Linked DNA regions of Homo sapiens: region 2 is linked to region 1. A link is an interaction called in ENCODE POLR2A ChIA-PET data of the cell type or tissue named here. Cell type or tissue: CD4-positive, alpha-beta T cell. All regions are shown on one strand.

Region 1 (8,000 bases):
TCAGATATTTCATTTGAAAAAAGTGGTCCAGGTGAAAATACTCTGTATGATACTAAAATGGAGAATCCATGCCATTTGCATGTCATTACACATTTGTTCAAACCCACAGAATGCACGACACCCAGGGTGAACCTTAATGTAAACTATGGGCTATGGATGATGATGCAGGTTCAACCAATGATGCAGGATCAACCAATGCAGGTTGATCACTGTAACAAATGGGCCACTGTGCTGGGGGATGCTGATAATGGAGGTTATGAATGTGCGGAAGCAGGAGGTATATGGGAAATCTGTGAACTCTCCGATCATATCTGCTGTGAATCCAAAAACTTCACTAAAAAAACTCAAGTCTTTTACTATTATTCTAAGTGAAATAATTCAGGAATGGAAAACCAAACATCGTATGTTCTCACTGATATGTGGGAGCTAAGCTATGAGGACACAAAGGCATAAGAATGATACAATGGACTTTGGAGACTTGGGGGGAAGAGTGGCGGGAGGAGGGATAAAAGACTACAAATGTGGAGCAGTGTATACTGCTCGGGTGATGGGTGCACCAGGATCTCAAAAATCACCACTAAATAACTTACTCGTGCAACCAAATACCACCTGTACCCCAACGCCTTATGGAAAAATAATTTTTAAAAAATCAAGTCTTTTAAAAAACTAAAAAAATTTTAAGAAGAGGTCTTCCACCAAAAATGCCCGCCATCACCTCCCCAGCATGTCCAAGAGGGCTGTACTCACGCTCTGCGATCTGCAGCACTGGGTATCCCAGATAGAAACTGAACTCCACCACACTCAAGTTTCTGAGCAGCTCGCTCACTTCCGACCCATTCAAAAATCCCTGTGTGCTTTTAACCGCAAAGATGATATTCACCGGGCCCCGCCGAGGAGTCACCCTTGAGGAACTGATGGTGATATTCAAGATCTGAAAGAATAAAGTCAGAATAAGCTTCTATAATAAAACATTCTGCTGAAAGCTTAACCATGATTTCTCTCTCACAGGTCCTCTCACCGATTTTTTTAAAGGAGGTAAAGTTTTTAAAGGAAACGTAACTGGCTTTCTAACCTGGTTCCCTTTTGTAAGAGTTTAACTGCTCAGTTTATGGAAAATGTTTCTTACATTAAGTGATGAACTGAGCACATGTACAGCTCCTCCCACCCCAAATGCCACTGAAATAACAATAAGCTGAACACAGGGGAATAAATCCACAACAGCACTGAGAATGGAAGAAAACTAGAGATTCCGTCAAACCTCTGGGGGATGAAGAAAGGATGGGATTGGATTGATATAAACCAGAACAGAGAAAGCCAGAATCCAAAACATACACAAGCATGGGCTGCAGCAGAGCCAAGGGCCACGCTCTCCAAGAGGACCAGGAGGGGCTCTGTGGCAGAGATCAGCAGGAATGAGACCAAGAGCAGGCTACACAGTGGTAATCAGTATAATTAATTACAAGGCTGTGCCAAAGAGCTGAGTGTATTGCCTTCCTCCTCCGTCCTTCCTAACTGCCACACCCAGGCCAACAGAGGTGCTAGCAGCAGCCAGGCCCTCACCCAGAACAAGACTGCCTCCTGAGGAAAACAAACTCCTGCCTAAGAGGACTATGGTGGGTCTGGGCCCTAACCAAGAAGGTGGGCAGAGGCTAAGATAACTCCTGTGCACACCGAAGAAGGAAAGAAAATGAATGAAAACGCAGCTAGCTCTGCCCTGAGACACACACTAAAGTGCCCCATCCCCTAGGAAGAACCTCTTTATCTAGATGCTGGAAGGAGGGTGTTCCCTGTCTGCTTGTCTCTGACCACACACTGCACCCAGAGAGAAGCCCACGCTGACATATTCTGCCCCAGACCCAGCGCTCCGACGAATTTTCCCACCAGGAGATGGAGCTGACGTAGAAAGAGATCCCCACAGCTCAAGGGGAAAGCTGTGCCAGCTACTAAAATGAACAACTTGGTTCTTCATTCCTAACAACAAACCAACAGTCTCCAGATTTACAGAAACTAACAGCACGAAAGCAAAGCACCGAGATCAACATGCAGAGCAAGGACTGCAGAGAAAACAGGAATGACTTAGGAAACAGAAGACGCATTTTAACAATTCTAATTAACGTCCTCAGAGACTTTTAAGGTGACACTGCATCATCGCAGGAAAGCCTACAATGAAAATGGAGCAAAGAACAATGAACAAAAAGCTTAAAAATTCAGTAGAGGGATTGCATAACATAATGGACACAGCTAAGGACTAAATTCATGACTTGGAGGACGACATTTAGTAAATCTGTAAAAACAGAGAATAAAGAGATGGAAAATATGAGGAAAAAATAAGAAACATGGAAAGTGGATCCAGGAGCACCAAAATCTATTTTAACATCCATTTTGGAAAGAGAGAGGAAAGAATGTAGAGGGAAAAAAATCAAAGAAACATAAAAACATCAGCAGTTTCCATATGATACGTACAACACCCGTTCTTAGTAGCTATATGGAAACAACAGTATGGGTAGGCATTCCCCCATTGGATATTTAGGTTGATACCATTCCTTTCTAGGTAATTCTTGAATTTCCTGAATATGGTCATGTTTCTTCAGCTCACCATATCTGAGCTCCCTGGGTATCAGCTACTCTGCAACCCTCAAAGATGCTCAGCCTGTGCACGCTATGCCGACCTTACGCCACAGGAATAGATCAATCCCGACTCACATAAACTGGGTTTCCGCCACTGGAGGGAATAAGAGTTAAGCACATCTTAAACAATGTGGAACAATTTCCCCTTCAAGGGCTAAAGCCTTCTGCTCTGCATTCAGTGATATTCTCACCTGCACCGTGAGGTTATACGTTCCCTGGTGGTGTTTTCTCACTTCAAAGAGAGCTGTCATTAGGCCTTTCTCAATGCGCTGGGTGAAGTTGCAGAAGCCAGTATCCACACTCGGAGGCACAAACTGAAGTACTGAAAAGAAAAGCAATCAAAGTCCCATAAATGAGGTGTTTGTGCTTCTGAAGTATTAAGGAATCAAGAGAGAGAAACATCGTATCTAAATCAACCAATTCATCCATAGTATGGGATTAAGTACTGTGATGTAACATTTCTACGTATTTTCTCACGGAAATGTAAAAGGTAACTTTGCAGTAAATGAAGACATGCAATGTGACGGTGACTGGTATCATTTTAAAATGAAAAATATCTAAGATAAGAATTTGAGTATCAAAAGACACAATGGATGGAAACATTTCAAACATATATAAATTCATTGTAGATGAATTCTTGAATATTTATGGGTGAAATGACATGATACCTGGCATTGCTTGAAAACACTCTAGTGTCCACAAAAACGTTCACAGGGGATAGATGAAACAAAATTGGTGATGTTGATAAATTTTTTTTAAGCTTAACCATGGGTATATGTAGACTTAGTACTCTCTCTACTTTTGTAAATGTTTGAACATGTCCACAATGAAAAGTTAAATATGATATTTAGAAATTACTGTTAACAGCCAGGTACAGCGGCTCACGCCTGTAATTCCAGCACTTTGGGAGGCTGAGGCGGGCAGATCATTTGAGATCAGGAGTTCGAAACCAGCCTGGCCAACATGGTGAAACCCCATCTCTACTAAAAATACAAAAATTAGCCGGACATGGTGGTGGGTGCTTGTAATCCCAGCCACTCAGGAGGCTCAGGCAAGAGAATTGCCTGAGCCCGGGAGGCAAAGGTTGCAGTGAGCAGAGATCGCGCCATTGCACTCTAGCCTGAGCAACAAAGCAAGACTCCAGCTCCAAAAAAAAGAAAAGAAAAGAAATCACTGTTAACTTCATATACATGTTTAAAGTCTTTATCTTTTAGAGGCTATATAGGCTGAAATATGTGTGGGCGAGATGATACGATGCCTGAGATTTACTTTAAAATAGTACAAGAGGAGGGGAAGTAGATAGTAGATGGGGGTGTGGCTATAACAAGACTGGCTAGGAACGGAAAAGTGGTTGAAGACATATGAGTACACAGTGGTCTGTTAAACTATTCTACGTACTTTTGTACATGCTTGAAATTTCCCATAATTATAAACACTTTTAAAAGTTAAATAATAAGGTCAGGTGTGGTAGCTCACACCCGTAATCCCAGCACTTTGGGAGGCCAAGACAGGAGGATCGCTTGAGCCCAGGAGTTCAACACCAGTCTGGGCAACTTAGGAAGACCCCATCTCTACAAAACATAATGTTTCTTAAATTCTTTTTTTTTTTTTTTTTTGAGATAGGGTCTCACTCTGTTGTCCAAGCTGGAGTGCAGTGGCACGATCTCGTCTCACTGCAGTCTCCACCTCCTGGGTTCAAGTGATTCTCCTGCCCCAGCCACCCAAGTCACTGGGATTACAGGCGTATGCCACCATATCTGGCTAATTTTTGTATTTTTAGTAGAGATGAGGTTTCGCCATGTTGCCCAGGCTCATCTCAAACTCCAGAGCTCAAGTGATCTGCTCGCCTCAGCCTCTCAAAGTGCTGAGATTACAGGCATGAGCCATCGCACTTGGTCTAATTTTTTTTTTTTTTTTTTTTGTAGAGACAGGGTTTCATCATGCTGCCCTGGCTGGTCTCAAACTCATGAACTCAAGTGATCCATCTGCCTCAGCCTCCCAACCTCCTCTGCCTCAGCTCCCACCTGGTGGGACTACAGGTGTGAGCCACCATACCTGGCCTAAAAAAAAATTAAAAAAAAAATTAGCCACGCATGGTGGTATACACTTTTAGTCCTAACTACTCAGGAGGCTGAGGCAGGAGGATTGTTCGAGCTCAGGGGTTCAAGGCTACAGTGAGCTATAATCACACCACTGCATTCCAGCCTGGGCAACAGACTGAGATCCTGTCTCTAAAAATCATCATCATAATAATAAATTCTAAAAATGATTTCCAATATTTTAGAAAGATAAAAAAAAAATGAAATTCTTTTTACAAATAAAAACAACTATGCTGAGCTGTCTCACCTGTTTGAACTTGGAACCTGGACTCTGGCACAAGGAAAGAAGGTTTCACAGACAGGATTAAAGGAGTCTGGTCACGGACAAGCTTACTGTTTATAAGCACATTTATGACGGATATTGCCGTGTAAACGAAAGGACCGGATGTTACCAGAAAAGTGAAGTCAGTAAATAGTTCGTAAACCTAGGGAAATAAGAAATACAAAGACAATTCAAACTTAAAGGAAGTTGTGTTACACAGAAAAATAAAAAATTATAAACTAAAAAAACTGGTAGTTTTGAATGAAGGGGTAGTGCATCACGGATAATCAAAATTTTATTTTAGTTACTGCTTTTACTCTCTGCCAACCTTTGCAAAAACAACACAAAATTATAAGAGCAGCAAGAAAGAACAGTCAGAAATATGAACTGAATAATGAGTTATAGGGCATTCAAGCTGTTTGTTGTATTTAAAACACATAGACAAGAGTACTTATCCTATTGAGCAGCACTGTCCAAAATAAATATGCAATTTAAAAATTTCTAGTGGCCACATTAAAAAACATAAGAACAGGTGAAATTAATTTTAAATACATTTTATTTAATATATCTAAAATATCATTTCAACATGAAGTCAATACAAAACACTATTAATGAGATATTCTACCCTCCTTTTTTCACTGCATTTTTCAAGTCTGGTATGTATTTTCCACCCACAGCCCATCTCCGTTTGGACGAGCCCCATTTCACTGCTGTATCGCCATGCGTGGGGCGCGGTTCTGGTTCCGGATGGCTCTGCTCTAGATGGACTGTGGCTTTCTAGGATCATTCAGTCTAAAAGATTTGGATCTCCATCTCTATCCTACCAAATGTCCAGAAAGATGCACCTGTACTCACTCTAACGTCTAATTTAAACACGAATCCAAGTCCTTTCATGTGAATCAAGGGAAGTAAAATCACGAAGGCTGTCACCCCAGACTGCTGCCTCTGGTCTGAGAGCCCTTTGTTCCAACTCTGCCAACACATCCCCTAAAGGACTAACCCTGACCTCATGTGGGATCAGGAAAGACCTCCTCGATGCAGTGACGGTGGAATGGAGATCCAGAGGATGAGCAGGACTTAACCAGGAACAGACAAGAGGGAAGAGATGAAATAGAATGATTCCATGGCCATAATCACCTGCCTCTAACCTGGGGCTCTCACATCAGCCCCAGTCTCACCAGACATCACACTCCTGAGCCACCAGGACTCACCTTCAGTTCCACTGCACGGTTGAAGTGAATCCTCAGTACTTCTTTGATTGCTGTAATGATGTACTCCTGCACAGCTCTTCTGGCCAGCACTGCAAATGAAAGCAAACCACCAAATGCCTTTTCATGTCATTATGAATAACAAACACACCAGACTTCTGGACCCCAGCACTGTGCCAAAATGTGTTAGCAGTTCCAAAAGTCTTTTTGTAAAATAAAGGCCAGACCAAGACAGAACAGGGGTTAAGGATCTAGTTGCTGCTAACTACCTGGAGAAGAACAGCAGTGGGGACCTTGAAGACACCAGGTCAACTCTGCATAGCATCAGCTCAACACACTAAGAAAACCCTCTTTGCCCCAGATAGGTTAGATCAGGAATCAGCAGTGATGACCCAGCCAGGGGACAAGGAGCTTCCAGTTCTCATTTTCACCTGGACAAATTCCAGGCTGTCTCTCGGCTATGTCCCTGACAACAAAACATGAGGCTTTAAAAGCTCTCAGAAGGAACATTTTTCTTTTCTTTTCTTTTTGAGACCCGCTCTGTCGCCCAGGCTGGAGTGCAGTGGCGCAATCTTGGCTCACTGTAAGCTCCGCCTCCCGGGTTCACACCATTCTCCTGCCTCAGCCTCCTGAGTAGCTGGGACTACAGGTGCCTGCCACCACGCCCGGCTAATTTTTTGTACTTTTAGTAGAGATGGGGTTTCACCGTGTTAGCCAGGATGGTCTTGATCTCCTAACCTTGTGACCCACCTGCCTCAGCCTCCCAAAGTGCTGGGATTATAGACGTGAGCCACCGCACCCAGCCAGAAGTAACATTTTTAAAGGCCTTAAGATGTTACTCAACAAAACCAGATGACATCTTCCTCTGTAAAATGAGGTCTCCTACCCCAATGTTTCAAGGCAAAGGTGAAGAGTTTTTACCACTAATCATGGGGAAAAACGAATTCCACAATTCCCACATATTAAAATTTTATGTAGGAAATAAAATATTTCTCATAACCAAAGCCTAGTTCTGTTTGACTGTTTTCATATTTTAAAAGTTCCATTTAAAAATCTATACTAATAAGTAAGCCTGTCTCTCAGTATTTAGTAAGCGTGTTCTTCTTTTTCCTATTTTTTCTCTCCTCTTCCATCAACTTCCCATAATGCAGAATTAGAATACACTTGATATTATCATTGTTTTCCATTTCCTGATTTTAATTTTTTAAAGTAGAGACAGAATCACTCTGTATTCTTCATTCTTTAAAACAAAAATGTTTAATTTATATTTGATTGTTTTTTTCTAGGAATCAGTGATCTGAAGTTTTTTTAAAGGTGAGTGGAGGCTCCTTTATTAGTTTATGAGACCACTGGAACAAATCCACAGCCCCAACCACCTTGCTGAGTCACACCAGCAGCCAACTCCGCATGGCCCACATAGGCTCCAAGTGGGTTGGACTATGCTATAGATCTGAAAGGGAAAGATAAAATGAGGAGGAAGGAAAGGGGGAAGAGTGGCAAGAAGGAAAGATGCCTTATTTAAGGAAGGAAATGAAGAGGGAGGGAGAAATGAGGAAAGAGGGAGACAGGAGGGAGGAGGGAGACAGGAAGGAGGAGGGGACAGAAAAGGAGGAGGGAGGGAGAGGAGGGAGAAGGAAAGAAGGAAGGAAGGAAGAAAGGAAGGGAGGAAGGCAGGGAGGGAGGGAGGGAGGCAAGAGCTAAACTCGGGGGAAACAGAGGCAGAATGGGAAGTCAGAAACAGAAAATCCCTAAATAGGAAAGCAGGAAGAACACATTGTAAGCAGCCCCACACAGCTAAAGACA
Region 2 (8,000 bases), 760 kb after region 1:
AAAATAAAACCCAACAAACTCCTTTTATGTAAAGTATCAGGAATTTGCTGTGTCTTCCCCATTTTCTTAGCTTATGCCCTAGCTATGCATGCGCTGACCTGGCTCTCCTGGATAGAGCACTGCCTTCAGCCTCCTGGCCACATCCATCCATCCATCCATCCATCCATCCATCCATCCATCCATCCATCCACCCATGGTGCTTAGTCACAATTTTTATTCTACTACTCACTAACCAGAAATCTACAAGCATTCTTTATCCTCATTATATTACCAAACTCCTCCCCTCTAAATGAGTGCCTGGGCCTTCACTTTTTCTTCCATGCATGCTCACTCCATTTGGGCACCCAGTGCCATCTGCCTAGCTAATCTGACCCAGATGCTCATTTGTTCAAGGTCCTTCAGCATTCAGTTCAGTTCAAATGTCTGTAATGTGACTTGTTCATGTTGAGCTTTGAGAACATTCTTCAGTCATTTCATGTCTTCTGTTTACAAGCAGACTGTAAGCTCTTTCAAGTCAATAAGGAGGTCTGCCTTTTTTTTTTTTTTTTTTAAACACTGAGCTGCCCAGATGGTGCTTTCAAGATAGCAATTATGTGATAGGTCCTGCCGATAGACAGTGACTATTGGGGGCCAGAAGCCAATTTCTGTAAGGACTGGCAATGACACCCAATCAAAGACACACAAGAGAAAAGCGTAGGGATGACATGGTAGCCTGTTTCGGGAGACTGCCATTGTCAAAATAATTCACTAGTGTACTGAAGAGCAATGTTTTCCCTGTTTTGTTCCTCCTTCAAAGAAAAGGTCAAGAAGAGTGTTTAAAAAAAAAATCACAGTTTAAAATGAGGGAGGAATGTCAAGCTATTATTTCCAGCTACCATGGGTTCAGGCCTTCTGAGACTTGAGGAGCAGGGGCTGCCGTGGTGTGTCCTCTGAAAGAGGCCTTCGCCACGAAAGCACAGAAGACCCAGGGCTCACTGGAACCATCAAGGGTCCTCTGGTTCTTCTTAAAGTCAAAGATTAGGTGCCAAAATGTCAGTTTATGTACTGGCAAATATCATCTTCTTCCTTGGGGCTTTAAGTACTCAGATAAGATGCAACAGAATGAACTGTCCCACAGAGTAAATAACTTTCTGGGAGTAGGTAAAAGACTCTCAGAAAAGCAGTCACTCTTTTAGAAGGCCACAAATGAATACAATCATTTGTTAAGAGGCACCACAGTACAACAAGACACCATATTTTGGGGATATGGACTGATGCCTTCTAGTCCTCCATAAAGTGCTGATATAACAAAAAGATGTTAGAAATGTATTAGACAACTTCGTAACAACATGAAGAAAACAAAATTTAAAAAATCCACATTCTGGCTGGGTACAGTGGCTCACACCTATAATCCTAGCAGTTTGGGAGGCCGAGGCAGGTAGACGGCCTGAGGTCAGGAGTTCTAGACCAGCCTGGCCAAAATGGCGAAACCCGTCTCTGCTGCTATACAAAAATTAGCTGGGTGTAGTGGCAGGATCCTGTAATCCCAGCTACTCAGGAGGCTGAGGCAGAAGAATCGCTTGAACCTTGTTGGGGGGCAGAGGTTGCAGTGAGCCGAGATTGCGCCACTGCACTCCAGCCTGGGCAACAGAGCGAGACTCCTTCTTAAAAAAAAAAAACAAAACAAAAAAACTCCACACTCTAACTCTAACACAATAAATTTTCATTTAACTCCTTAAATACATAGTTGTAATCATAGTATCATATAATTTTGCATTCTTTTTGTCACTTGATAGCCTATAGTTACCCTTGCATAGTTTTGGTCTTTCTACTTATAATCAAGTCCACCAATTATTAATATTCCATCTTATAAACTTTGTCACTGCTCATTTGCTGATTTTGGTTGTTTTTAATATTTAATCTTTAGAAACAGTTGGATAATCACATATACACATATAGCTTTTAAAAAATTAATTACTTATAATTTTAAGGAATGAGATCATCAGGTAAAAGGATATAAAAATATTCATGGCTGGGGATATGATTTGAAAAACTGACCTTTAGAAGAACTGTACACATACATAGTTTTTAATTAATTTTATACTTTTTGATCTACCCTTTGTGACAACTAGTAACACTGCAGAGTGTCACTAATCTGGTGCTGAATCACTGCTGCAGGATCCTAATGTAGTGACTGCCATTTCAGAAGTGGTACTGACTCACTAGCTTTTATAATCAGAAAACAACAACAAAGAATGAGCTGCTTTTTAGAAACATTGCCAGATTCTCGGGAAAATATTTGTACATTTGTATAATATATAAAACATATTGGTTAATTTCCTTTATACATTAGAACAATCTAGTTTCATAGGTGTTAAGTAGTAAATATATTCTATTTTACTTTGGCTTATCTTTTAGGTAAGAACAAAGAAAGCAATTACTTGTGGCTGGGAGCGGTGGCTCGCACCTGTAATCCCAGCAGCACTTTGGGAGGCCGAGATGGGTGGATCACCTGAGGTCAGGAGTTCGAGACCAGCCTGACCAATATGATGAAACCCTGTCTCTACTAAAAATACAAAAATTAGCCGGGTGTGATGGCATGCACTGTCATCTCAGCTACTCGGAAGGCTGAGACAGGCGATCGCTTGAACCCAGGAGGTGGAGGTTGCAGCAAGCCGAGATCAAACCATTGCACTCCAGCCTGGGTGACAAGCGCAAAACTCCATCTCAAAAAAAAAAAAAAAAAGCAAGCAAGCAAGCAGTTACCTGCATATGATATGCAACTAAAATCAACGGTATCTTATGCAATAATAGATAACCTCAGTGTTAACTAAGTAAGTATAATTAATGTGAAATGCTATTTTAAAAAGGTATGATTTACTGGCCGAGTGCAGTGGCTCACACCTGTAATCCCAGCACTTTGGGAGGCCGAGGTGGGTGGATCACGAGGTCAGGAGATCAAGACCATCCTGGCTAACATGGTGAAACCCCATCTCTACTAAAAATACAAAAAAATTAGCTGGGCATGGTGGTGTGTGCCTGTAGTTCCAGCTACTCGGGAGGCTGAGGCAGGAGAATGGCGTGAACCCGGGAGGCAGAGCTTGCAGTGAGCAAGCTCCAGTGAGATCGCGCCACTGCACTCCAGCCTGGGTGACAGAGCAAGGCTCTGTCTCAAAAAAAAAAAAAAAGGTATGATTTACTTTTCATTTAACTGGGTGTCTGGTGAGACATTTCTCACCTGAGGCATGGATAAATATCTGAAGTTTGATTAGAAAAAATTAACAAATGGAATCTATTCTGTTAGAGTTTAATGCCATTAATTTTGTGATTAAAAGTTACAAATGCTATTCAAAATTTCTGGGTCTGACTGGTTACAGTTGCACATTAAATTGGATATTAGCTGTTCTATTTAGTTGAGATAAAATCCAGCTTTGAATCCAAATGGTTAAAAATGGTGAAGTAAAAGAAGACTGATGACTGTTTTAGAAATGCAATTATTTACATGATTGGCTTTTGTCTGTATGCCTTTCAAATGTCAAGATATTCTGAAAATAATCAAATAACCATGAAAGAATTCACGTGGAAGGATCACTTTAACCTGTGCCTTATATAATGTACTCAATTTACAGAAAAGCCAATTCCACGTTCTTATCCAAAACAATAAAATCAATGATGCAGCCTTAAAATCTCTTTCTCTGGATTAATCCCTTTACCTAACAACTACATTCTAAAAACTGAGGACTTATCATTCTGGATAGGGAGTGACCTTTTGGGAAGAATCACAGAGTCCTCTCCCCAGCCCGAGACCACTATCAATCCCCTTGGCTAGGGGGTCAACTGTGTACTCAGCTTCCTTTTAAGTCATTTCAAAGGATGAACAATAAACAGAAGCCGTGCTCTCCCAATTTGAGGCATTGGTGATCTGGCAGGGGAGATAACACCCAAATAGGGAGATAATTGTATTGTGACTGTACATAATTAAAGGCAGCGGTGACAGTAATAAGCCCGTTTTTTCTTTTGTAGACTGAGAGAGAAAGATCTTAAAAAGTTGTCTTCTTGAATTCAGCCTTTCAAGACTCATTGGTGAATGACAAAATGAGACATCTGGTTCTCCAAAATGTATCTGTTGAGCATGGTTCTTACACGGATGGTATCTGGCAAATAGAGATGAGCATGAGACCACATAAATGCCACAGGAAATTCCCAGGTCTCACTGAACTGTTTCATTCGCAAAAACACTGTCACAGCCAGTGGGCGGGTGGGGGGGACACATTAAGTGATGAAATAAAACGTACTAAAGCACAGAATGTCAGATACTTCACACACACACAAAAACTACAATTACGCTAGGCTACATCAATTATCATGGAATAAAAAGATTACAAACATTACAAATGTGTGAGTGTGGTTTTTTTAGGAAATTAATTAAATATAAAGAGCTATTGATGGTGGTCATATGGCAATGAGGTCAACACGAAAGCCAGGCACTAGAGTACCCATGGATGAATTTTCAACTGGAATAATCAAGCTTTATTTACTTTTTGTGGCCATGATTTTAACCTTTTACTTATTGAGATGCCAAGACAAATCAAAACGGCACACAATTAACCTGTTAAATTTATTTTTCACAAGGCCTGCTAAAAGATGTGGTTGAAATTACTCTCAAATTGCTTTCGGAGGTTTGGCAAGTGAGACAATACAAGAAAAACTAAACATTTTCAAGTCATATTGTTTTGAGAGGCGGGCCTGAGAAGGTTCAAGTCCTAAAAGGCTGTTGTCCTACAAGGCTGTTTGTTTTTCCGGGCGGGTTGGGGTTGCCAGACTCAAAGAGTCCCCCTGATCTGCATTCTGAATTGAGATTCTGGACATTGCCACCCAGCTCTTCATATGTCTAAGGAAACTGTGGCTGGGGATGGTGGCTCACACCTGTGACCCCAGCATTGTGGTAGGCTGAAGAGGGAGGATCATTTGAGGCCAAGAGTTCAAGACCAGCCAGGGCATCATAACGAGAGCCTATCTCTACAAAAAATCAGTTAAAAAAAAAAATTAGCTGGGCATGATGGCACACACCTGTAGTCCCAGCTACTCCAGGAGGATTGCTTGAGCCTAGGAGACTGAGGTTGCAGTGAGCCATGATTGCACCACTGCACTCCAGCCTGGGTGATAGAGCAAGACCCTGTCTTGAAAAAAAAAAAGAACAAAAAAAGTGAAGGAAAAATAAAAAAAAATGGTGTAATTATTTGATTCCTGCTGACTGCAGCTATTAAAAAGGGAGGTGTGTAGCTACCACCTTTGCATTCCCAATCATTCAAAATAGGTTTTATTTCTTTTTCTTTTCTTTCTTTCTTTCTTTCTTTCTTTCTTTTTTTTTTTTTTTTTTTTTTGAGGCAGAGTCTTGCTCTGCTGTCCAGGCTGGAGTGCAATGGCACAATCTCAGCTCACTGCCCTCTCCGCCTTCCAGATTCAAGCAATTCTGCCTCAGCCACCCTAGTGGCGGGGATTACAGGCCTGCGCCACCATGCCTGGCTAATTTTTGTATTTTTGGTAGAGACAGGGTTTTGCCACGTTGTCCAGGCTGGTCTCCAACTCCTGGCCTCAAGTGATTTGCCCGCCTCAGCCTCCCCAAGTGCTGGGATTACAGGTGTAAGCCACCGCACCCGGCCCAAAATAGGTTTTTAAAGCCAATTTTAAATACCTTCTAGTTCTCATTACAACTTGAAAAATAACACTTTAAAACTCCACAACTGGAAACAATGAACCAAAAGAGTGATCTGCTACAGAAAGAACATTAAGATATTTTTATAATACTTGAAAACAAAGTATTACAACTGGAATTCAGGGAATTGAAATTGGCATGTCAAACAATAATAGAAGATTCTAAAGGTAAAAAGTAGAATAATTAAAAGAAATAGTAATTATACCAAAGACAGGTTTATAGAAAACAACACTGGTGAACTTTGTATTTACTGACTTACTTAAAAAGAACTTCTAGCGTGACATTTTTTCTAACATTGTAATTGCCCTGCACCTATCTTTACATGAGTCTCCATAAACACTGCTGAATGTAGATCAGAAAATTGAAGATGATTAAGAACTGTTTATCTGATCTGTGTACCAAAATGGATTAGACTCATTGGTAGTACTTTCAGTTGAGAATAAAGTTTTTTTTTTTGACAGAGTCTCTCGCTGTGCCACCCAGGCTAGAGTGCAATGGCATGATCTCGGCTCACTGCAACCTCCGTCTCCTGGTTCAAGCAATTCTCCTGCCTCATCCTTCCAAGTAGCTGGGATTACAGGCGCACGCCACCACCCCAGCTAATTTTTTTGCATTTTTAGTAGAGACAGGGTTTCACCATGTTGGCCAGGCTGGTCTCGAACGACCTCAGGTGATCTGCCTGCCTCGGCCTCCCAAAGTGCTGGGATTATAGGTGTGCGCCACTGCACCCGGCTGAGAATCAAGTTTTAATGAAGTGACTTTAATGCATTTATGAGAAATGGTCATCACTAAAATCTAAGCCTTGAATGTGATAGTTCAGATTCAAGGCAAAGAATTTTTTAATTCCTCCCATTTGTTTGCTACTTATACCTCTGGTTTAAAAAGATACATCTGAAGTTTAACATTATATGATTCTAGATTTTTATAAAAGATTTTTATGAGTTTCTTATAGTTTATGTCTATAGCTTACTCATTCATTGTTCAATATTTATCTAGTGACCACAGTGTATGCTGAACACTGATTTAGATGCTAAAGATAATGCAGGGAATAAAACAGATGATTCGCCTACAGATGACTCCCTGCCCTCACGGAATTTACATCTACCTCATAACACTTGAAGATAAGTAGAATTGATTAGCTAGTGATTTAGTTACCTGAAAATCAAATGCTACATTTATGTAAGTTGGCATGAAATTATAAAATATCTTTCATAGCGAGGACCAGTCAAGATGATAAAAACTACTGGGTAAGTTCTAAATATGTCATACCAAGTAACCATTAACTATTTGTAAAAAAAATGGTCAGTTTAAGTCTTGACTTAGAACATGAAGACTTCAAAAAAAATAATTACAAGTAACTTTTTTTTTTGAGATGGAGTTTCGCTCTTGTAGCTCCAGCTGGAGTGCAATGGCGCGATCTCGGCTCACTGCAACCTCTGCCTCCTGGGTTCAGGTGATTCTCCTGCCTCAGCCTCCTGAGTAGCTACAGGCGCTGCCACCACGCCCGCCTAATTTTTTGTATTTTCAGTAGTGATGGGGTTTCGCCATGTTGGCCAGGCTGGTCTCGAACTCCTGACCTCAGGTGATCCACCCGCTTCAGCCTCCCAAAGTGCTGGGATTACAGGCATGAGCCACCGCGCCTGGCCACAAGTAACATTTTTATTCACTTCTGGTGATTAATTAGAATCACTGAACCAGAATCATAGTTTATTTAATCATCGCAGGTTGTCTTCTACATGACTACCTCATCTTTAACTTCTGTATTAATAAAGAATTTGCACTTTCACTATTCTCAGTCATGGTATGACTCAATGTTTTAGAACTTAGTATCCTCCTTGCAAAAAGTAATGCGAGCTGGAACAAAGCCCATAAGGTAACATTTACCACCTGGAACAATCAAAACAAATATTTTAACAGCAATAGATTTGTGGAGGACAGAAAGTCCTAGTGGCTAGAACAGTGGTGATTAGAAAAGCAGTGGTTAGAACTTTTTTTTTTTTTTTAATGAAAAAGATGGGAGGGAAGATGGCCACTAAATTGTATTTGAAACCAAAAGAAGTGACCCATCTGCTCTGGGGCCCGTGGAGAGAGAAGAGAGTGCAGATTACGAACTGGGAATGCAGAAGACAGAAAGATGATCAGCTGGAAACAAACTGAAGGAGTGTGTTGGCTAGCAACACATAATGAGAGTAGGGGCAGGCTTCTGACCTTGATGGTGGCGGAGCCGCATTCTCTCGCATAATCTGTCAGTTCTCTCTCTCTCTTACAGGAGACCAGCCTGTCTGGGAAAAAGTCACTTAGCTAC

The links. ChIA-PET counts read pairs that join two places held together with the same protein. Peaks named below come from ENCODE experiments on the same cell type or tissue, not always from the same donor. Only the 100,000 strongest peaks of a DNase experiment are listed, where the experiment ranks them.
Region 2: POLR2A ChIA-PET joins it to region 1 with 8 read pairs; 2 of 35 experiments call an interaction of 5 or more read pairs at or near these places.

Annotation. Positions count from the first base shown.
Region 1 is chr7:138,906,172-138,914,171 of GRCh38, forward strand. KIAA1549 reads right to left here. Exons shown (of 20, transcript NM_001164665.2): 3 at 6,201-6,289; 4 at 4,975-5,152; 5 at 2,820-2,950; 6 at 748-931. Among named protein-coding and RNA genes, the nearest start is that of KIAA1549, 71 kb to the right of the region's middle. In CD4-positive, alpha-beta T cell, no CTCF peak of the experiment used is centred here; no DNase peak of the experiment used is centred here; H3K27me3 peaks cover 29 bases.
Region 2 is chr7:139,665,419-139,673,418 of GRCh38, forward strand. All of the region lies in intron 2 of HIPK2 (homeodomain interacting protein kinase 2), which reads right to left. Among named protein-coding and RNA genes, the nearest start is that of HIPK2, 110 kb to the right of the region's middle. RefSeq lists a silencer at 7,338-7,487. In CD4-positive, alpha-beta T cell, no CTCF peak of the experiment used is centred here; a DNase peak (open chromatin) is centred at 4,173.